Regions from separate parts of the Mus musculus genome. Here all the other regions are linked to region 1. The links are chromatin loops, found by intact Hi-C in ENCODE. Cell type or tissue: left cerebral cortex. All regions are shown on one strand.

Region 1 (8,000 bases):
GTCTCCTGGACCCCTGGCTCCTGTCGAAGTTACCGCCCCCACAGCACACCCCTCCCCGCAGGACGGGTGTGTGACTATCAGTCACACAGACAATGTCCCAAGCTCCTAGCATTCTGGCTAGACTCCACCCCCACATTTACCTGACTATAGCCAGGTATGCTCCTCCCCATAGTTACCTGGCAACAGCAAAATAGCCCAGTCCACTATAAAAGAGGCTGCTTGGCTCCTGCTTGCTCTCTTTAAGCTTTCACCTTTCTTACTCTCATCTCTAGCCCTCCTTCTCTCTCTCCCTTTCCCCCTCCCTCCACATGGCCATGGCCGGCCTCTCTCCCTCTTCTACATTCTCTCTTTCCCCTGCCTTTCTACAATAAAGCTCTAAAACCATAGACTGTCTCTGCTCATCAAGGCCCACCGTGCTTGAATGATGGGATAGGCTTTCCCCTAACAAGCCTAACCTCCCGCTAGAAAGCCCTCCTGTGTTCCAGCCACAGACTGGACCAAGGACTCTTTTGAGAACCACACAGCACCTCCCTCTCCCTCTGACCTCTTCTCCCTTCGGCCCCAGGGCTGACTGATCTGGGGTGGGGGGAAGAAGGGCTCCCATTTATTCTCAGCTTTTCTGAGGTGTCCAGTGGTGTCTGGGATGACCGAGGCTGAGAACCTGATACCTAGGACTGCCCCTTGTTCACCACCTGCTGAGTTGGGGTTTAGTGGCTTCACACAGCCAGACACCCACCCAGGGCTACATGGAAAGCATGCGGCAGTCCTTCCACATCCACCTGCCCAGAGCACCAGAACTCTGGCAGGATGTGGGCCATCTCCCACTCCCTTTATTCCCTCATGATCTCTCCCCCCCCCCGACAAAAACACATATACACACACATTCACACATACATGCACAAACAGACATATGAATATACATACACACACAAACACACACATGCACACAAATATACACTCACACACCATATACACACACACACATACATACATACATACATACATACATACATACACACATATACACATACATGCATACATACATACACACACATGTGCACACATACACGTTTTCTAGAGAAGAGTGACAGTCCATATGATCAGGGAAACTCGTACTATAAGTGACTACTCCATGGAGACAATAAATTTAAAACTGAATCTTGGAAGATTCAGAAGAAGACACTTAGGCAAAAAGCCAAGGGGTTGGGGGCAATGTAGCTACTTCAAAGGGGGTGGAGAGCATATTTAGAAAGAGATTCTCCAGAAGAAATGAAATGCCAATAGTTCACTAGCTGTTACTAAAACATGTGTTTTGTTCAAAGCAGGAACAGCTACTGTGAATGGAAGGAAAGATCAAGAAGCCTGCTTTTTCAAATTCAGAGAGTGCTTTGAGACAGTGAACCAGAGAAAGCACTGAGTAGAGTTCAGAGAGCCCTGCACTTCAAGCAAAAACTCTCCTTATGTAGATCTTATGTACATATGCTGTCTGCGATGTTAAGTTTTAGTGGAAATGTCCTGCAACTAAATTTAAAAAAAAAAGAGAGGATCCACGGATCTTGAAAAATCACAGAAGGCCCACATATGAATGTAGAAATCAGAAATAAGAGAAAAGAAGTGGGGAGGGGGGATAACAAAGAAACAGTGAGTCCCAAACTACAGGGGATTAACAACATTGCATCAAGTTCTTCCTCCCAGGTCTTTACGTCCTCTGTTCTTAGTCCAAATCACCTAGCAAGTACTGTTTCTCTGTCAAGCCCAAAATATTTGCTTACAAAATCATTTTATTACAGAGTTTTACTGAAAAGAGTAAGCATTCCTGTTCATTAGTCCTCCCTCTCTGGTAAAGTGCTTATCGTGATTGAAGAAAGGGCCTTCAACCAGACAATGAACCTAATAAAAGAGCATGGTTTGTGCATGGATGAGACTTGTATTCAAATCCCATCTCAGCTGTTCTTTCTAGATAAGTGCTTCTTCTTATTTTGTTAGTTATTGACTCTACAACATGTTAATTTTCTCTCTTATGGAAGGAATCACCTGCCTTGTTGCATAACAGTGAAGACCACGTGACTAAGAAGATAAAGGTCTCAGCAGTGCATACCATGGATAAATCAGTGAATGACTGTGTTGTTAACAAGGGGCAGAAGGATTGGAGGAGAGAGAACATGTAAACCAATGGCTCTTTTAAAACTGAAGTTGGCCATTGTCACAACTTACACTTGTAACTATGCGACTGCTTCCTAAAATGGTAGATAAGACTGAATGTCCTTTCTACTGTCCCTTGCTAATTTAGATTTGAGGACCTCCACACACTCAAAGGCACTCATTGTCAATTCTTCTTCTTCCCCAGTCCTCACATTGCTATCTCTTCCTGTGTTCCCGTAGGGAGAGTGGAAATTGTAAAGCTGTCACAGACTCTTCTCTCTGGCCCTCTGCCTTTTCCTTTCTGAAGACCATCAAAATCTATTAATCGTGTATCAAATTTATTTTCCCAATTTAACTTTATCTCTTCACATTGGTTCATCTTTTTGTGCTTGAATTTCTGAAATATTGCATCTCTTCTCTTGGGTTCAGAATATCTCTAACCTACCCATTGATCAATTATGTTTATTCATTCACTCTGACAAGATTAATTGGGCAAGATTCCAGGGGAGCCTCTAGAGCTAGAAAATCAATAAAGAATCCTCTCTAGCTGCTGATGCATTTCTTTATTTCACCATATGTAGTATTTAGAAAAGCAAACCATGCCAACCATGAGAACCCCCAGTCTCTGCATCACATACAAACTACGGCTTAGCAAGTCCATTCATCCCAGGGGAGTATTAACAATCTCTTCGTCTCTGTACTTTCCAGGGAATGAGCTTTTCCCAGCATCCCAAACTCTTCTGGATTGTTCCTCCACCTGTGTTGAGGGAATTGCTCCGTTTTAATGATGATCTTAATTCCTTCCTTGTGGAAAAGAAGTCAGTCAACAAGCATGTACCTGCAGTATCTACCTCCTAGTTTGACCCAACACTAATCAAATTCTCTGAACTTTATTTTCTGACTCTTTGGCTTAAGGCCGGTTATCAGCAGAATAATTCTCTGCATATTCTACAGAGTGTGTTCTTTTTAATCTTCCCCATGCCTTTGCTGACACTGTTCGTATTCACATTAATAGAACCACATGAGAACTGGAAAATGTAGTACCTAAACTGGATACTTAGAAAACAATTAGTAGAGTATTGCTTGTTATTGCTTTTTGTATTTATCTATTTCTGACACATTTTACAGTATCTATTATTCACTGTACTTTAGAAGACATGTAGTGAAGCAGGTCTATGCCCTAGTCCTGATTCTGTTTTCTAGACAAACACAGTTAGAAAGATATTCAACATGGAATTTCACACACACTCCTGGCTTTGCACTAGGTTCTCTTCTATAATTGTAGACTGGACACTTGCCCTTTTATAAATTGACAATAATATCAAACAGCAATCCATTGTGCTAAACATAGTGAATCCTGATTTTAAGATAGGAACAGAAGCACTGTCAAATCTACAACAATGTAAAAGCCTTGATCTTACAGTTATTCAATGGTTTTTGACACAGCCTAATTTCTTAAAGTGAGCAAAGTTGAACTCTCCCCAATATGTAGCATATTCCAACATTGAATTCATTTGTTCACTCAATAAGCATCTCTTACATAAACACTACATGTTTTACAATACTGCAACTCATACCAGAGTACATAGAGTTAAATAAAAATTCTTTGTCCCTACAGTACTCCTGAAATAGAAAAAAATAAGAAGAGAAAGTTTAGAAATAGCATAAGATAGCAACTTCTATAAAAAGAAATATATATAGCACACTGTGTAGTCAGAAGCTAAGTTTATAAAATTGAGTTGGACAGGCACATCCAGGAGAAAAATATTCCAGGCCGGATAAGAGCAAGTGTCCACTCTGCAATTACAGAAGACAGCATAAGTATGTAAAAAAGCTGAAGGCAAGGTGTGTAGGAACTTCTACATGGAATATCTTTTGAACTCTATGTGTCCAGAACAACGAAAATGCACTGAAATCATCATGTTCCTTCTGCAAAGCAGTAGATATTGTGAAGCATGATAGGAATAGATAAATATAAACTAGAACTCATAAAATAATATATACTTATGTATGTCTTGAGATTTAATTTGCTCTTTAAGAATTTCTTGGACACTGTAAATCATTAAATTTGTGATACAAAAGTGATAAAGAAAAGATTAAAAGATAAAGAGTTCAAGATTAGATTATACTCCTTGTGAGCCATGGCTTTTTATCTCATTTTCAGGCAATTCATTAATGATTTTAAAAGAGAAATGACCTGAAGCACATCATACTAGAACACAGAAAAATAGTTTATTAAATACTTGCATATATATTTCTATACTAATATTTACATGCATATTTGAACATAATCAAATACAATCATTTATTACAAACATTAAAATGTTAGAGTGATGTTGTAGAGGAGTTGCCATCTCTATAGTTCAATTTGGAAACAGCTTTATAATAGCAAGCAACATTAGCCACAATCCCTCTGTTTATGAACTTAAGTGCTGTTTAGCCTTACTTTGTTTAACAGTGATAAACACAGGGCAACAGACAAATGCTTCTTATCCCTGGGCTGATCAGTAAAAACAGAGAGTTCAATAGTGGGAAGATGTGGATGCCAGAGTCACTTACGTCTCAGCTCAGTTCAATAGCTGGTCTCAGTAACTATGGGTAAAGTGAAAAGTGATGCCCTCATTTCCTCCCACAATCTCAGCTAACTTTTCACTCATCTACCAAGTTCAACAAATTCATCTCCTTTAAAGTTTTGGTGGTTTCAAGGAGCAACTCTAAGCATTTCTCCCACCCTTCATTCTTGATACTCTCAAAATTGACTCTCAAGTTGATAAAATAATCTACTTTAACCTAGCGACTCACTCAAAAAATTATCTACATCGTGATTGAATTTTATTCTTTTAGTCAGACAGCATACTGAATGCATCAGGGTTTTGCTAGCAATGTGTTTGAAATGGACTCTAAATATAACTACCTCTCATACCTTCCAGCATTGCCACATGAGCCCAACATCCCATCAAAACCTGAACAACTAACCATATTGCTATCATCATAGTAATGTGCATTTGACTCTTCTCATGACAATTGAAGCTAACATTTAAAATTAAAACCAGATTTCACTTGGCTGACCAAAACCATCTCAATTTCATTTCACCTCAATCAGAGGAAATATAATTTTTCCAAATATTCTGTGTCCCAAACCTTGGCAAACTCCCAACAGAATAGCCCTCAGATCACCTCCTTCCTCCAACATGAACACCTTTATCACTATCAGTGAACTCTGCCAAGCACAAAGTGATAGTAGGTCTTTTACACCCATTATGTCCTCAGTCTCTCCTCGGATCTCCAGGAGACTCACGGATGCTCACTTGGGCTACTAGACTCATCATCTCCCAAAAGCTCTCTCTTCAGCTCTTCCCTCAACCAGATTGTTGACATTTCCTTGTGCCTAGCATTGCACATGTATGTATCTATGAGAACTATGTCTTCAGTATGGGTACTAATTTTCCTAAAAGCAGAATGCATCTCTTGTTTAATGGACTGGTATTCTTAGTTTTAACTCACATATAGTATGCACTCAGCTTGTTCCTACCCATTCTACATCCATCTGGTTGCTGGGTTCACTGTACCTAACGCATTCTTTTCTTCCACAACTCATGGTAAATTTGTTTTTCATTTATGTAACTATTACCGGATTCTTTTAAATTTAGGATTGGAGAACTAAATATGTCCTGTGCATCCCTTTATAATTAGAGTTGACCCCAAGATCCATTATAAAATAAATTCACAATAGTGTTGAATGTTGTATGTATGTAGCGATAGACTGCCTAGCAAGCACAAGAACGTGGCCCAGCACTCACACAGTACTGCATCAGCAAACAAACTCACAAATATTGTTGAATTCAAAATAAATGGGAGTCATTATACTAATAACTGGTATTTTTGTTTTATGAAATTAGAAACTTCTTAACTACTGCATACCTAAGGAAAATAAAAGGCCAGTTATTAAGAAAATATAGGTATGAAAAATGAGCCATTTGTCGATGTTATTTTAATTTTAGAAAATAAAATTGGCTTAATTTAGATTTATCATCAACAGGTAGTCACTCGGAGATTTAAAAAAAAAATGCCTCCAGTGTATTTCCAGCATGCTGTGAAGTATTTTTACAGCCAAGGAAAATAAACAGCATTAGAAGCATTCTTATTCATTTCTCTTGTCTTCATATGCCATGGTGCACTCAAAAGAAACACACAGTTTAGGGCAGTCCAAGACAGGGCTAAATTTAAACATATTTATAAAGTATTCTTGTCTACAAAGGAAAGAAATAGAAAGAGAGAGACTAAATTATCTAGTGATTGAAAAATCAGTTGCTAACTCATCAAGAAAGCTGTCAAGAGATTATATCATTATTTTCCCAGGTAGAAATACCACTTGGTCATAATCCCTGTCTCAATGAATGTCTCATGACTGTCAAAGCAGCACAATGAGCCTGAGCTGTGGTGCTCATTTGGCAGCATGGTGGGTACCATTGCAAGCATTCGCCAGCTATTCAAGTCTTAAATCTGGTTAGATTTTCAGGAATTAATTTTTGTTGTCACATGGAAATTTCTAGTAATATAAATGATTCTAAATGCTTGTGCCATTTCTGCCTGCTCCCTAGACTACCCGAATTTTAATATTAAAAACAGGGCCAATAAAAATGTTATATCAGTACACCATATATTAAAAGCCTTCAGAGAACACAGCTTATTAGTCTTAACCAGGGTATCAGGCATCACTGTGTAATAACAATAACTCATAGTTATAATAGCCACATAGTTACTTCAGATCCAGTGAACCCAGTTTAGAATTATTATATTTTCTTTCATGCATTAATACAATTTGAAAATTCAATTCTGGCTTCAGACTTTAGAGTGCTCATGTTATTTTTAAAATTGGTTTATTTGGGAAGATTTTCAGGGGCCTTGTTTCATTCTGAGTATATCACCACACACAGACTGAAGAATGATTCCTTGTGCCTAATGTTCAGTGATAAAACTTATGACACCAACTGAGTAAAGCCCTAATATTTGGTTTAACAGCAGATCTTTCATTCTTTTGATCTTCACCATTTTGATTTCAAGTTTTACTGTGAACTACATATATATTACATAGCAGCTAGGTATTTGAGTTGGAACAAGACCATTTTTAATACATTGTCTTACTACAGAGAATACCTTGCAAAAATGTTCAGCATGGTCCACACATCAACGAAAGGTTATAAACCACACCACACATATGAGCTCCACTGGAATTAATACTTCATTTAAGTTTTTTCTTTCTGTCAATTCCACTAGAACTCACTGCCCTTCTTTTCTCATGCCTGTGTAACTCTAGACAGCATGTCAATTGAATAGTCATGTGACAAATACTTTTCAGAGAGGGTTAATTCATGTATGCTTTTATGTGATTTCATTGTGCTAGTCCAATAAAATGTAAAAGCCCATCTGAGATATTCAATATCTAACTTCTAGTTTGCTTTTTTAAGTTGCTGTGACAAAGCATTCAGACCAAAAGCAAGTTGTAGAGGAAAGGGTTTATTTGGCTAGCAGGTTACAGTCCATCCCTGAAGGAAATCAGAATAGGAACTCAAGCCAGGAACCTGGAGGCAGGATCTGAACCAGCAGTCATGCAAGAGTACTGCTTACAAACAACTCTGGGATTATGTCTCACACCTTTAAGAATGGCTAAAATCAAACACTCAAGTGACAGCTTGTGAGAATGTAGAGCAAGGGGAACACTTCTTCATTGCCTGTGGGAGTGTACACTCATACAGCCACATTGAAAATCAATTTGGCATATTCTCAGAAAACTAGGAATGGTTCTACCTCGAAACTCAGGTATTCCAATCCTAGGCATATACCCAGAAGATGCTGTA
Region 2 (8,000 bases), 80 kb before region 1:
AAGCTCCCTTTGTGTTTCCTTCTTAGAAAAGAGCAGCCCTCCTAGAGACAAAAGCCAAACAGGACAAAACATTGTACAGTAAAACAAGGCAAAATCCCCTATAGAGGCTGGACAATAAAACACAATAGAGTAAAAATTGTATGAAACTATTTTCAAACTGTCCTTTGGTGTTCCTTTCTTTTTAAGAAATTCATTATTTAAGGTCACTGTAGATGAGTATATACTTCCCATGTGTGGTCGTATGCAAGCCTAAAAAAAACTCTAGGAAGCAAGCATTATTTTTTCTCAGTTTGTGAATGAGGAAGAAATAAAGCACAAACATTTTAACAGCTAGCCCAGGTTACGGTTGACAGAACAAAGATTCAATTCTCAGAATTTTGACCATCCTCTGCCCCAATTCCATGTTTTTAAGTACTTAACCACATTTCCAAGAGGAGGCTAAATTTCCTGATCTGATTCTGAGCACTTGATGGTTGTATCACAGTTACTCTGTCAAATAAGAAATCTCCCCATAAATGTAAATTGATAGTAATATAAAATCAGGGATTGATTTTTTAAAAATATTTTTTTATTTACATTTCAAATGTTATCTCCTTTCCCACTTTCCCCCAAGGAATCCCCCTATGCTATCCCCTGTCCCCTGCTTCTATGAGGGTGTTCCCCTACCCTCACACCCATTCATGCCTACCTGCCCTGGTATTCCCCTCCACTGGGGCATCAAGCCCTCATAGGACAAAAGAGGAGTCCCATTGATGCCAGGCAAGGCTATCCTCTGCTACATGTGTGGCTGGAGCCGTGAGTCCCTCCATGTGTACTCTTTGGTTGGTGGTTTGGTCCCTGGGAGCTTGGGGCGGAGTGGGGGGGGGGGTGTCTAGTTACTTGATATTGTTGTTCTTCCTATGGGGTTGCAGACCCTTTCAGCTCCTTCAGGGACCCTAGCTCCTCCATTGAGGACTCTTTGCTCAGTCCAATGGTTGGATGTAAGCATCTGCCTCTGTATTTGTCAGGCTCGTCAGAGTCTCTCAGGAGTCAGCTATATCAGGCTCATGTCAGCAAACACTTCTTCGCATCTGCAATAGTGTCTGGATTTGGTGTTTTTATATGGGATAGATCCCAGGTGGAGCAGTCTCTGGATAGCCTTTCCTTCAGGCTCTGCTTCATACTTTGTCTCCATATTTCCTCTCGTATTTTGTTCCACCTTCTAAAAAGGACTGAATCATCCACACTTTGGTCTTCCGTCTTCTTGAGCTTCATGTGGTCTGTGAATTGTATCTTGGATATTCTGAGCTTTTGAGTTAATATCTATTTATCAGTGAGTGCATACCATGTGTATTCATTTGTGATTGTCTTACCTCACTCAGAATGATATTTTCTAGTTCCATTCTTTTGCCTAAGAATTTTGTGAAGTCGTTGTTTTTTATAGCTGAGTAGGACTCAATTGTGTAAATGTACCACATTTTCTGTATCGATTCCTCTGTTTAAGGATATCTGGGTTTTTTCCAACTGCTTTTAAATTATTCCCCATATCCATTGTTTTATGCTACAGTGACAGAAATCACTCCAAACCGTATCTCTAGTTTGCATCCCTGAGGTCCAGTTCCTCTGTAAGTCATCTCAGTGCCAACCAGGTAGAAAGCCTCAGTTCATGTTTTACCCTCTCTCAATCCTCTTGTTGCTAACACTCCATACTATAATGTTGCTTGTTTTCTTAATGCATCATCAGTTCAATATATGAGCAAAGTATGGTGAGTTTTCATCAAATAAAATGTACATTTATTAAAGACATACAAACCATACCTAAAACCATACATTTTCCATGATTTTATTTATAGCTCCTATTAAAGATAAAGTGGTGATAGGTTTATAGAAGAGAAAAACAGGAAAAGTTTATGACCAATATACTGTAATTGAGACTGTCATTCTATCTCATATATTTCCTGAAGAAGTTTCCAGTGTCATTTATTTGACTTAAAAACTTACTCTGTTTCAAGCCAGTCAGTTTGACTGGCTTTAGTCACTTCAGGGATATATCCCTGTGTGTACACAAAGATGTTCCCACAGAAGGATGCAAGCCCAGTCTTGTACATAGCATTGTCCTATGAGCTAAAATCCCAGACGGAAAAGGAACAGAAGTTCCTGGTTTCTTCTGTTTGATCAGGAAAACAGACCAAGTCTCTCAGAGCCCATAGACAAGCCTTACCTCCAGGATGAACAGCATTCCCACAAGCTGTGTGCAGAGATAAACTCATCTTCTGTTTTTTTTTCCTGTCATGTATTTGCTCAGAGTGATAGAATAACAAAACAGAATCACCTAAAAGCTTATATGAAAATGACTATGATGATGAGAATATAAGTGTATATGTCACATATATGGGACACATTTCTCCTATTTTTTTATGTTTTAAAGAAATCAGGCAGTATTTTAGTAAGCCCTACTTAATGACTTTAACTATACACATTTACAGCAACCCTTTGTTTCCAAACATTCTGAGATAACAGAGCTTGAAATTCAGTGTGTGAACTGTGAGGGGAACACACTTCAACTCATAACAGATATTGAAGGTTTTATGTAGTACCATACTCATTTATGTATTGTGAGTGTTGAACATAATTAAATATTGATGTGTCAAATTAATGAAGTTGCCTGGAGCAAACATAATTACTGTGATGAGGAGCCCACAAAAGGAAATCACTTCAAAACACCAGCCTATATATAATAAACAGTTGATAGGAACTGTGAATAAATAAATACACTTAAGAAGTCAGGGGTCAACTGTTAACAGCCCTTCTCTAATATTGATTTAATAGTAATACAATAGCAATGATTGTGGAACACCATCCAACATTCCCCCCCCCCCCCATGGAAAAAGCCTGATTTAGAAGGAGGAACTGCAGTGTGTAATCCCTGATGATACTGAAATCTAAAGCAGCCAAAGAGTGAAGGGAATATATTTCTGACAGAAAGAACACAAATTGAATACATTCAGCATTTGAGAAGAAAGTAGTGTCCTCTTGAAAACTACTGTCACACATAAGTGACACAATATAAGTGGTAGAAGCCAGTGTTGCCAGATCAACTCAGCCAAGTTTGAAGGTGCTATGGAAAGAGAAATTTGTTCTTGCAATTTTAGGTAAGAATGAGAGGCAGGCTTTCACACGGGGGCTTCAGAACAAGGCCTGTTATGTCAACATTGAAACACAAGGTAGTGTAAGTTGCCATGACAGTGGGCATTATAACTCTAAGTAAAGAAATCAATCATGTGAGTAAATGCTGCCCAGTACTTCCACAATGAAATGGATGCATCTATTAACACACTGTACATATCATGAAATAGACAGGGTGTTTGGTGAAAGGAATGGTTCTCTAGTCAACACAGTAAGTCTATGATGCCACCTCTCTTGCAAGAGTTCTTAGTGGGTGTTTGTGGGAGAAGAAAATGCAATAAATGCCAGAAAATTATGTTGTTTTACTTAATCTGGTCTGGAAGCACATTTTTACATATGTGTAGGACTTTTCTACTTTTATACACCTTTAAATTACAGAAATGCTTACAAAAATTTTGCAAATGCTCTTTATGCAGTACCTTTAATGATTAAGTACTACAAAACTAGCATGTAATTTCAAGAATAATAAATTAACATCAGTGCATTGCTATGAACTGAGATCCATATAATATTTCAACTTTGCCTGTTTTATCATGAACATGTTGTATTTTTAGTGTTCCAGAATTGTATGTTATTGTGTCATCAGGATGTTTAGGTATCTATCACTCATGAGATTATTTTAAAGCACCTGAATTTCCTGCTGTCATTATTTACTTCAATATTAAGTAATGAACCTGGTTTCTAATAGTATGCATAAATCCTATATGTAAACGTCTCATAAATTCCACAACTTTAGAAAATGATTTATGATTTTCAAATGTATTTCCTACCTTAAAGATAGTGCTAAATGAGACAGTTGTAGTATATCTGGCCAAGGGATCCAGAACATCTCTAGAAGCTTATATACAGAGGAGCTAGTTTTGTTTCCTCCTTTCTCCTTTCTGAATGAACAACCCCATAGTTACAAAACTACTGGTATTCGGTCAACAGCACTAGAGTGCTAATACTGACTTCTAAAATCATCTCATCTTTCCTGCTTTTGCCATTTCCCCCACACAAATTAGCTACTTAAAGTCTCCTCTGATAAAAAGCTTAAGAGAGAATGTAAGTGGGAGAGGTTGGCCAGCACTATGCTTACATCAGAAAATAGAAACTTTCCCCAAGAGACTGACACAGACATCTCATCAGCAGGATAGGGACAGGTGAATGTGTTTTACTTTCTACAAAATGAACAGCTCAAGAAATCTTTGTAGAAGATGACTGAAGATTGACCTTGGGAAAGAAACCAGATCTTTAATCATTGTAAGGGTGGCACTATGACTCAGAGGGCAAGGGCACTTGCATCAAGCATGACTATCAGGCTTCAATTCCCACCATGTACTAGGTGGAATGAGAAAACCAATTCCCTTCAATATCCACAGATAGATATCACACACACACACACACACACACACACACACACACACACACACAAATTTTTAAATCTTTTTAAGATAACATGTATTTTTAAATCATTCTCATTTAGACAATTTATAGCTGTCAGTTGTCACCATAAAATGAAAAATATCTCAAATAAGAAAGCTTCAGGATATTAACAAGTAAATAAGAGGATATTTTGTTATATTTGAGGATTATTTGTTTAAAGGATAAAAATAACATGAATGTGTCTACAATTCTTCTTCACCTTCTTCTGCAGGGTTCACTGAGCTCCAAGGGAAGGGATCTAATCAAGGCCTCCAATTTGAGCACTTAGCTACCTAATGATCAACTGTGGGTCTCAGCATCTGCTCCCATCAGCTGCTAGAGGAAACCTCCCTAATATTAATTAGGCTAGATATAAATCTATCAGTAAAGTAGAATACCATTAGGAATAATTTTATTGATCTTTTATCTTGTCTCTGGGACATTTTAAAAATATAGAACTCTTAATCTGTAAATAGGGGACCTGTTCCATTACCTATACCTTAAACTTCTTCACCAAGTGCTTTATAATTTTTCTGTATATGCATCTTTAACTGCGTGGTGAAGTTTACTGCTAAGTATTTTTATGGTATTGTAAATAAGATTGTTTTATTAACTTCACTTTTAAATTGGGCATTATTATGAGAGCTATATTTAAAGCCTGAGCTTTTTATTAGACCTATGATATTAGAGATGCTATTTGAGTTCTTTGATTTTAATGAACTCTTCTAGGTTGTGAAGATAGTAATAATTTAAGATTATTCTGATAATGTACTAAAAATGTACATCACATGCCTGGCAGGAACAAAAGCCTAATTATTTCTCTAAAAAGGTAATTCCTATACAGATAGAGTAAAAGAAGCAGAAAGGGTCAGAGATGTTCAATGATATACTTCTATTATAATCTCCTCTATCCCTGGAGGCTGACACCAAAAAATAAGACTGAAAAACAAAATCAAGCCTACCTCGACTAATTGGTGAGACATTTGGCTTAAAATAGTTTAAGGCACTAAAATGAAAATTGACAAAGGTACAAAGTGAAAAAAAGTTGTAAGAACACATCTAAATACAAAAGCAAGTCATCATACTAATCTGGAAAAGACATGTCCATGAATTTGAAGAAGTAGAAACTTGGGATGCCAAGCACCGGGGTACAGGACATACTTAACACCACACACCACTTCAGAAAGTCAGATGACCTCTGAAAGCGCAGTGGTATGCAGGTTTGTCTGCACTGATGTCTCATGATTCAAATCAATGTGTAGTTTGGTAAACCAGCCAGATACCACCGTGAGAAAGAAGCAGAGGATACAGACAGATGCACCCACTGCTTGGGGAGCAAAGATGGAAGGTTATCAAGGAGAGGCAGAAGCAACTTGTCAGGAAGGTGCAATGAGTTTAATTACCTACATTGCAAGTCACAGAAGATCATAAATTTCTTTCTACAAGACAAAGATTTCATTAAAGTCAGCAAGAAATCTAATGCAAAGATGTACAATTAATGACCCAGTTCACTTTTCAAATGGCTTAATATAGAGTATGGGAAGCCAACCATAGTCAGTAGCATGATAAATCAATGTAGAAAAAACAATACAATACATAACCATAGAAACTTAAAACCAATGCAACTCAGAAAGGAGTGGATCTTGACCATATATATATATATATATATATATATATATATATATATATATATAGAGAGAGAGAGAGAGAGAGAGAAAGAGAGAGCACCTGGATGGAAAAGGGAAGTGTAATAAAAGTTCCAATCAAAACTGGTAACTCAGAGATATTATGTTATATAAAAATGCTAGAATTTATTAAAATAACATCTAAAAATGGATGAAACTATCTAGATTACTGCTATTTTAACTGCAAATTTGAAACTAAAATCTTCACAATTTAGTACAAATGTATACACCCCATTTGAAAAAAACAAAGTCTTAACCAACAAATAGCTATTGCTTACATAATGGTGACCAGGTTAGAACCAGAAGAGCTTGCTGATCAAGAGGTATATCATATGTCATTTCACAGCCAGTAGTTAAAATCTTAGCTCTCAGCCTATACCAAAATACTTAAAATGAATGCCTTGTAAAATACTAGATGACAGTTAATCTTAATTACTGAAAATAATTGCTTTTAGGAGAAAAGTTCTCAATTTGTATTATGTATATAATATAATATAATGTAATATAATATAATAGGCTTACAATTAGAACATAGAATTAGGAATTATAAATCAGTTACCTTATGCTGTTTATGCATAACTTGCATAACAAGTTCAAAATTATAGTTTTTTTTCTAGTGGTAATACTCGACAAAAAGTCCATTACAGAATCTCAATACAATCAAAATGAACTATAATGAAATACAGGAAGAGAAAACATTAGCTGCTGTTCACAGGACACAGTTAAGGGAAGAAAAGCAGCTTCAAGCAAGCAACATCGTAGAACAATGTGATGCTTTCATTTAGAATGTGACATTAGGACAAGTCATAAAGCTCCTTAGAAAAACATTTACAAAATTTCATTGACTATGAGACGGTTAAGGAATATTGTTTTAAATATTATTTTAAAGTGGGTTAAAATTGGTCAGAAAAAATACTGCATAGTTTTTCGATTTTGATTCATTATATAAGAACAGAGCCTATGAAAATTTCTGTGACAGTTGAGAGGTCTTTTTATAAAATCCAATTTAAGTCACTTGCACTGGTGTTCAGAAAACAAGAGATCCATAGTATTATTAAGGCATCAATCTAAGACAAATTAGGAACGTCCTCATTCTCTTGACCTTACTCTGCTGACGGATCCATTAGCAATCCAGGCATTTCAGGTGATTGTCCCTGAAGAGCATAAATGTCTATGTTTAGCCTAGGAAATGAATGCCATATTTTTTCATGTTCTTTATTTAAATGATATGTTAGTTAGCTTCCTGTAATTATAACACTTGCCAGAAATAATTAACATATAAAGAGAAAAAGTCATCTTGCTTTGCGATTTTGAAAGTTTCAGTACTTGCTTTGGAGCCTGTGGTTAAACAGTAGATGATAGTCACGTATGTCTGAGTAAGCCTGCTAACCTCATGGACAAATGAAAATGAGCAAAGCAAACGGCTGGAGTCCACCTGTCTTGTTCAAGAGTATATACCTCCAGTCGCCTACAAAGCTCCTGATAGATTACATCTCCTCCTAAATTTTTACCACCCTTTGATGCCACATAGAAGAATAATCTTTAACATGAAAGATTCAAACTCTAGAGTCCAGGATCTTCATATAAAGTAAAAGCACACTTCATAAAAACAGAATAGGTGGTTACGTTGTAAATATGTTTGTTTTCTCATTATTTTTATTTTTATTGTTAGTTTAATTTTTTTCTAAACAAATATGTATTACCTTTTAGTCTAAAATGATGAATAGCATGCAAAAATGTAGTTCA
Region 3 (8,000 bases), 120 kb before region 1:
ATATATCATATGTTTAGTAAACCATGTGTCTTCTTTTAAAAGAACGAAAGGGTACTATCTAATAAAAAACTTAAATGTGTATACTCTGAAGCAGTGGAAGATCCCAGGGAACAAAGGGAGATCAGTAAAGATTGTTTCATAGTTGATAGCCAGGATACATGGTGATTGTATGTCTACTGTAGCCCATGGGGAAAAACATTACAGCTTTTGACTGAAAACTTCAGACAGCTACCTATCCTTGGTCTCATTTTCCCTGGAGGAAAGGAACTCTCTTTCTAAGTACTCCCCATGATCTCATGGAAGTTCTGATTCCAGATTCCCATCCCTTTACAATATTGGGCTGTGTGAATTTATTAAAGCATTTTAATACCTAGTTAAACATCTCTCCTTAAGAAAATAAGAAAATGGACATTGGAGGTAATGAAACAAACATGGGTTTGAACTAAGAAAGCTTTATTTCATTTCTGACTTTGTTTGATTGTGAAACTGGAGCATCATTTAAGCCTTTGAAAGTGATCACCATAATATCCTCTTCTAGATTCCAACTGTGGCTGTGATAAAATGCCCAAACAAAAAGTAACTCAGAAGAGTAAGAGTTTGTTTTCTCATATAATTCTAAGCTATAGTCCAGCTCTGCAACGTTGAATTTACAGAGGTAGGAACTTGAGATAGTTAGTCTCACTCCATCTATATTCAAGAACAGAGAGAAAAATGCATGCATGATTGCATTTCAGATGATCAACTAGCTTTCTTTACTCTTGTACCATTCAGCCTATGAAATGGTGCTACCTACATTCTGGTTGAAACTTACCACATCAATTAAGAAAACCAAGACAAGTCGGGCGTGGTGGTGCACACCTTTAATCCCAGCACTCGGGAAGCAAAGGCAGGCGGATTTCTGAGTTCGAGGCCAGCCTGGTCTACAAAGTGAGTTCCAGGACAGCTAGAGCTATACAGAGAAACCCTGTCTTGAAAAACCAAAAAAAAAAAAAAGGAAAAGAAAAGAAAGAAAGAAAACCAAGACAGCTCCCCACCAACATGCCCATAGTCTAACACATTGTAGACAATTCCTCACTGATACTCTTGCCAGGGTATTCTGAAGAATACCCTGTTCTTGTGGGAAGTTGTGGGAAGTTGAAGCCTAATCATCATACATATCTAGTCTGGTTGAAGAGAAACCTAAAGGAAACTATAAACAAGAGCTTGGATGATCATCTTGCAATTATTTTTTTATTTATTTATAGTCCTATGGATATTTTTAATTTCCTTTTCTTTTTTTTTCCATTTTTTATTAGGTATTTAGCTCATTTACATTTCCAATGCTATACCAAAAGTCCCCCATACCCACCCACCCCCACTCCCCTACAAACCCACTCCCCCTTTTTGGCCCTGGCGTTCCCCTGTACTGGGGCATATAAAGTTTGCGTGTCCAATAGGCCTCTCTTTCCAGTAATGGCCGACTAGGCCATCTTTTGATACATATGCAGCTAGAGTCAAGAGGTCCGGGGTACTGGTTAGTTCATAATGTTGTTCTACCTATAGGGTTGCAGATCCCTTTAGCTCCTTGGGTTCTTTCTCTAGCTCCTCCATTGGGAGCCCTGTGATCCATCCATTAGCTGACTGTGAGCATCCACTTCTGTGTTTGTTAGGCCCCCGCATAGTCTCACAAGAGACAGCTACATCTGGGTCCTTTCGATAAAATCTTGCTAGTGTATGCAATGGTGTCAGCGTTTGGATGCTGATTATGGGGTGGATCCCTGGATATGGCATTCCCAAGATATAAGATACAATTTGCTAAACACATGAAACTCAAGAAGAATGAAGACTGAAGTGTGGACACTATGCCCTTCCTTAGAATTGGGAACAAAACACCCATGGAAGGAGTTACAGAGACAAAGTTTGGAGCTGAGATGAAAGGATGGACCATGTAATTTCCTTTTCTTATTGCAATTAATATCAGAAGACTGGATAAAATGGAATCATCAAATAGTATCTTTTGATCTCATTGTGGGTTAAGAGAAGTAGGTGAGAGATAACACACCGAACACTTGAAAGACTTGAGGACACAGGTCTGGTGGAGTGTGGGGGGTGGTTACATCCTCTTGGAGGCAGGGGAGTAGGAATGGGGTGAGAAACTGTCAGAGGGTAGACTGGGAGGGGAATAACAACTAGTCTGTAAAAAAGATTAAATTTTCATCATCATCATCATCATATATGCATAAGAAGTGGTAGGTATAAGCCAGTTTTATAAGTTGTATTTATAAGCTATATTTTAGGTTATATATGAGAATACAAACCTTAAGAATTCAGATTCACCAGATAACATAGTAAGTCTTAATCTACAATGAATACTGCAGACATCTTTGTCTTCCAGAAGGAGTGAAAACATACAAGGTCCATTTAAAAATATACCTGGAAGGTGAAGGGAAGAGAGCAGTACTGTTTGAAGATGCATAACATGTTTCAGTATGGCCCAACCTAGCATAAGAAAACGTCCAAACTTTGGTGTTATAGCTTCCTTCTATCCTGTTACACCTTCATTCTCAGGAAACAGTTCTAGCCAACCTGGGTCCTCACTAGCATTCAATTAAAAAAAAAAAGAATAACTAGCAAGCCCCTATACATTGAGGGAGTACATAGCCATTGTGACCCAATTTACCTTTTTAATAAACCTAAGCATCTTTAAATAATATTGAATTATAAGACACTTACAAATAAAAGTCATGTTTTCCATTTAAATTTTCTACATTAATCTCAGAACACTTCATAACCTGATTGAAAGGGATAATACAAACATAAAAGCCAATGAATCAAACTGTAATGCAATCATTTGCTCACTTTATTTTCATGTTCCAAAGGCCTTTATATAATTTCCCGGACTTATCGTCAGTAACTTGTATTCATATTAGACGATATTCTCACAATGTCTGTCCCTAATGATGTGGAGAATTGGCATCCTTTTATAATAAATTATTTATAAATGGTCACTTCTAAGAATGAAAAATAATGAATCTTTGTTTACATGTTAGTTTCTAATGTGTGATGAGTATACTCAGATTTTCTTTACTCTAACTAAACAAAGCTATGGAATTACACTTTGCACAGTGAAATGTGGTAATGATCATTCCATAAAGTACTGCTCTTGATGCTAGAAATATTTAGATTTATCCAAGAACACAATTCTTCTACAGATGTTTCTCCATCTCTCTCTCTCTCTCTCTCTCTCTCTCTCTCTCTCTCTCTCTCTCTCACACACACACACACACACACACACACACACGTATTTCCAAATATATAAACACACTTTGCTCAGTCCATATAACGTTACTTTTCTATATATGATTCCATGACTGGCAACTTTGTATTTGTACAGTGGGGAGGGAGAGAGAGGGAGGGAGAGGGACGGAGGGAGGGAGAGAGAGAGAGAGAGAGAGAGAGAGAGAGAGAGAGTTGAGATCAACAGCTCTTTATTTTTTTCTTTCAACTATGTTTCATCATCTTTAGTTACAAAGCCAATACGTTATCTTCTCAAATTTTGAGATTCTCTTTTTTCAAAAATATTAACAGGCTCTATGGTTGCATTCATTCATCATCTGCAGATAATCTTTTCTCTATTTTCCATTTAAATTTTGGCTTCAATTCTTTCCTCTTTCTTTAGTTATAAGTTCAATTATTTACCTCAAAAATATTACTGTAACTCCATGTAATAACTAGTTAGACACTTATTTGAAGTATACTATATAATACTGTGCTTATAAACATGCTTAACAATATAAATCATTATGGGCTCACACCTCACCCCTTTCAGTGGGTACTTAGTTATTTTTAAAGAGATAGAAATTGTATCTAAAATTATCCATTTCAAAATTAAGCCAATTCTGTTCTCCTCAGACATGTTTGGACAAGAGTTATCACAGAGAAAACTAATTTTAGTGTTTGTACTTCAACCCCAGGGAGAACTGCAATTGATGCAATCTAACTTGATCCTGCAAATCTTTTTTCCAAAACCCAAATAAGTGGTTGATTCTGCTATTCCCATTCTGTCATTCATAATTTCCAAGGGGTTCTTAATCACCTGGGCTCCAAAAAATGTCACAGTTTAAATATTACAGCAGTGTGTACAGATTTAGCCTTGACCTACATTCAGGTTTTCCCAAAAAATCAGAAAATAAGGCACATTGCTGAGAAAAACAATAACTTTAAAATGCTCTAATTAGACTCAGGAGAACATACAGTCATAAAGTGAACCAGAAGAACAGACCAGAAAGAAAAGTATGTAATTTATCTAGTAAAAAATGCCTTAAAAGGGATTAGAAAGAAAAATCTTTCAAAGCAGATATCTCATAAAACCAGTGCCATATGCTTTTTGTCAAAACTAGATTTACAATGTCACTCCTCCATAACTCAGGCCAGCAATGCTTGTAGAAGAGATTATTCAGACTTCTCCATAATGATTTTCTTTGCACTATTTTTAAGTTCACACTTCCTAAGTTAAGAAAAAAATGAGTTGGTATGAAGCTGTCTTTTGGGTGGGTCAGTGAATAGTTTCTGATGCAAGAACTATCCCATAGATTGCAATGAGAAATCCCAACCTCTTTAGATAGTGAAGATAGGAAGCATTTTTAAACTTGTTACAGTTAAGTTTTTAAAACAAAGTACAACTTAGCTTCCTCAGTTAATTTAATATCACGTTGTTTAAATCATGTCTTATTTTAGAGGGTCAGAAGTGCGAGACAATACTCTGAAAGAGATGCCATCAATAGAAAAATGCTGTGTACAACAGACAGCATTAATCTAACTGGATCTCTGCCTATGGTAGAAATCTATGGCTAAATAGTCTAGCCACTTGCCATTATACAGTTTGGCCTTATACTATTCAAGATATATTGATAAAATATATTTTTGAAATATCCATTTCAAATGTTTGATTTTATTGTTATAATTTTGACTATTTTATTCCTTTCTACTGGTCTGACTTACCATGCCTTCTTTTTTCAGGAGCATATCATAAGCTTAGATTTTTCCCTTGCATTGCACACATACTGTTTCATAAAGTACTCAAGTCTAAAAAAACTAATTTATATTGCAGCTTCCACTTTTTGATATGTATTTTACTCAACGGTTATATAGACAATCCTCAGGATTGATAGCAGCGGTGCTTAATTTGCTGAGTGAAACAGTGAAATTGAAACAGTGCTGATAGCTTGCTCATTCCTAGGCAATGTCTCTTATGGTGAGATACTCTAGATTTCATTCTGATGGCTTTATGTTGCATTGACTCCAAAGAAGGCCATGCCTGTGAATTTTTGACAGTTTGAGAAAGAGATTAAAATGTCTCTATAGCCAGGCGTGGTGGCTCATGCCTTTAATCCCAGCACTTGGGAGGCAGAGGCAGAGGCAGGTGGATTTCTGAGTTCGAGGCCAGACTGGTCTACAAAGTGAGTTCCAGGACAGCCATGGCTATACAGAGAAACCCTGTCTCGAAAAACTAAACCAAACCAAACCAAACCAAACCAAAAAAAAAAAAAGTCTCCATATTCCTAGGATTTAACCTCATTTTTTATGGTCCCACTTAGGCATAATTTTTAATATATCATTAGGAAGATTAACTAATTTTAGAATGTAATATGTAAAATTTAGAAAAATTTGTAGGTTTTATTTTGGATATATTTAATATATTAAAGTGTGTTATTCCACATAGTCATGAATGGCATTGATAGTCTTTTTTATAAAATTTGGAATCATGACAACTGTGTTAATGATTTTAAACTAACTGATTTATAGATACCTTAAAACAGTGATCACATATTCTCTTTCACTTGTCTCTGAGATCACTGAACCATGCTCCGAGATACGATGTTAATCAGTTATGATTCATGAGTCTCTCACATTTCTTAAAGCATGAGCGTGCCATCAACTCCAGTAGAAGACATCCAAGCCAAGCTGTCACGATTTCCTTCTATCCCCATCCTTTTGAAGTCTACCACACAGAAATCCCAAAATGAAACTTTCTAACTTCAATTTAATACAGCAAAGAAAAAAATTGAGACATTTTAATGAGGCTTCCAATATTGATAGAAGGTATTTTGTACAAATATGTCCATAACATTTTGAAACACTTTACAAGCCACAGAACAGCACCTGCTTATTGGCCTAACATAGAGATAAATGTCTGTATAATGACTGAATAAACAGATGAAAATTTCATATTTAATAATTTTCAAGCATTAGTTAATAAACGTACAGGAAGACAACCTTCAGTGGCATACATTACAAGTCCCAAATTAGGTATTCATACTAGTACTCAGTCAATATCAATTACCAGAAAAAACTTATGACATTTTTAAGATTCAAAATTGACACATTGTCCATTTGTAGGAGATATAAGCATCTAATTACTGTTTATAGGTATAGCTGTATACTTATTAAATAACAATTCAAAAAAATTTTAAAACCATTGGTAAGGAACTACTATTCTAACTGCAAAAAAGCTGAGCATATTACTGTGACCAGGTGACCAAATCCCTTCTCCTGGGATGATTGCCACATATCCTCCTCACAGTCTAGCAGCAGGAGGTGTTATTCTCAGCACTGCAGGGGTGTGCAGGAACTGGTCTGGGATTTAATTCTGAATGCACTTTTTTTAGACAGTACCCATGCTCACTTCCTTTGCTTTACCAAGCTAACTGCTTAAAAATTACCCCATCAGTTCAACAGCAGATTATGAACCAGCTAGTATGTGGCTCATGCTTATAATTCCAACATTTTAGAGGTAAAGGGGGGATAATTGCTAGTTTGAGACCAGCCTGAATTGCATCATTTTATACTGTTTGAGAACTCCAAGAGCTGAGGATGTGTTTTGATGAGAGAGTCCATATCTGTTGTGCATAAGGCATCAATCATCTCACTCCATCACAAAAGAAGTACTCACCAAGATCTGGCAGATACTGCTAGCATGTTCAATTCTGAATAGAGGACAGACTTAATGGAGGTAGATTAACAGAGAGAAGAAGATGTACTCTTCTTGTTATTATTCATGTTTCTGAGATAATTCTACTCCTAGGAGCCAAACACAATTTTTATATAGGATCTCATTAGATATACCTGGCTAGCTTAGAACTCACTGTATAGGCCTTAAGCTCACAGACAATAAAGTAAAACCCAATTTATTATGTGAAGTGACACTCAATTTAATCATACCAATAGTTTTGCCACAGAATTTTCATTTTCTCTAAATTCTGTAGATTATAGTTTTAATGTAGAAAATAAGAGTGTTACTAATTTTAAAGTACAGTATTTTACAGATCAATAAGCACCAACATTTAAAGTGTATAAATAGAATTAGATAGGTAATTACCCATGAAATATTAGCTACAGAATAAAATTATTAAATGCATATGTATATATATATATACATATATGTACACATATGTCTACACACAAAATAAAAACAACAGAAGAAAAACTGAGAAATGACAAATATGTGATCATTTTCATCATACTGACTAAAACCACAGCATATCAAACATCATTATTGTCATCATCCTAATCCTTGCTTAGTCACCAGTTCTCATTTTTGATTCCTCTCTTTAATTATTTAAAAACACGATGAGGAGTAATCATATGCTATTGAACAATAATAACTTCAACACACAATACCTGTATAATACTTGTATATACTTGTGCCTTGTGTATAAGCAAAGCTTTCTGAGCACCACTGTCAAAGAGGAAAAGAAAATGCCTGCAAAATAGGTTGTTTGTTTTGGAATGTCTGAGCACCCGCATGCTGCTCTGACATCTGACTGCAGAGGCTCCCAAAAGCCTGAAATATAGGATATCTCCCTATATACAAAGTCAATCAATCTAGATTTTTCTACTATAAACCAAAGCATCTGCAGCCTACTTCATCCTTTCTCCAATGAGAGTTGCCTCCCTACCAGCCACAGAGGGATGCTCTCCTTAGGAAATCAAAAGTCACCTCACTCTCTCGACCTTAAAAA

Evidence for each region. A loop is a pair of places that touch in the nucleus more often than their neighbours do. Peaks named below come from ENCODE experiments on the same cell type or tissue, not always from the same donor. Only the 100,000 strongest peaks of a DNase experiment are listed, where the experiment ranks them.
Region 2: it touches region 1 in a loop (2.9-fold over the local background); 2 of 42 quality-filtered maps call a loop at or near these places.
Region 3: a loop joins it to region 1, with 7 times the contacts of the local background. A loop is called at or near these places in 4 of 42 quality-filtered maps.

The regions. Positions count from the first base shown.
Region 1 is chr4:80,752,419-80,760,418 of GRCm38, forward strand. No RefSeq gene overlaps it. Among named protein-coding and RNA genes, the nearest start is that of Gm42304, 16 kb to the left of the region's middle. In left cerebral cortex, no CTCF peak of the experiment used is centred here; a DNase peak (open chromatin) is centred at 3,924; H3K27ac peaks cover 1,014 bases.
Region 2 is chr4:80,672,066-80,680,065 of GRCm38, forward strand. No RefSeq gene overlaps it. Among named protein-coding and RNA genes, the nearest start is that of Gm46885, 28 kb to the right of the region's middle. In left cerebral cortex, no CTCF peak of the experiment used is centred here; DNase peaks (open chromatin) are centred at 3,366, 4,167, 7,449 and 7,553; H3K27ac peaks cover 555 bases.
Region 3 is chr4:80,631,988-80,639,987 of GRCm38, forward strand. No RefSeq gene overlaps it. Among named protein-coding and RNA genes, the nearest start is that of Gm32658, 5.7 kb to the left of the region's middle. In left cerebral cortex, no CTCF peak of the experiment used is centred here; DNase peaks (open chromatin) are centred at 4,443, 5,913 and 6,592; H3K27ac peaks cover 2,705 bases.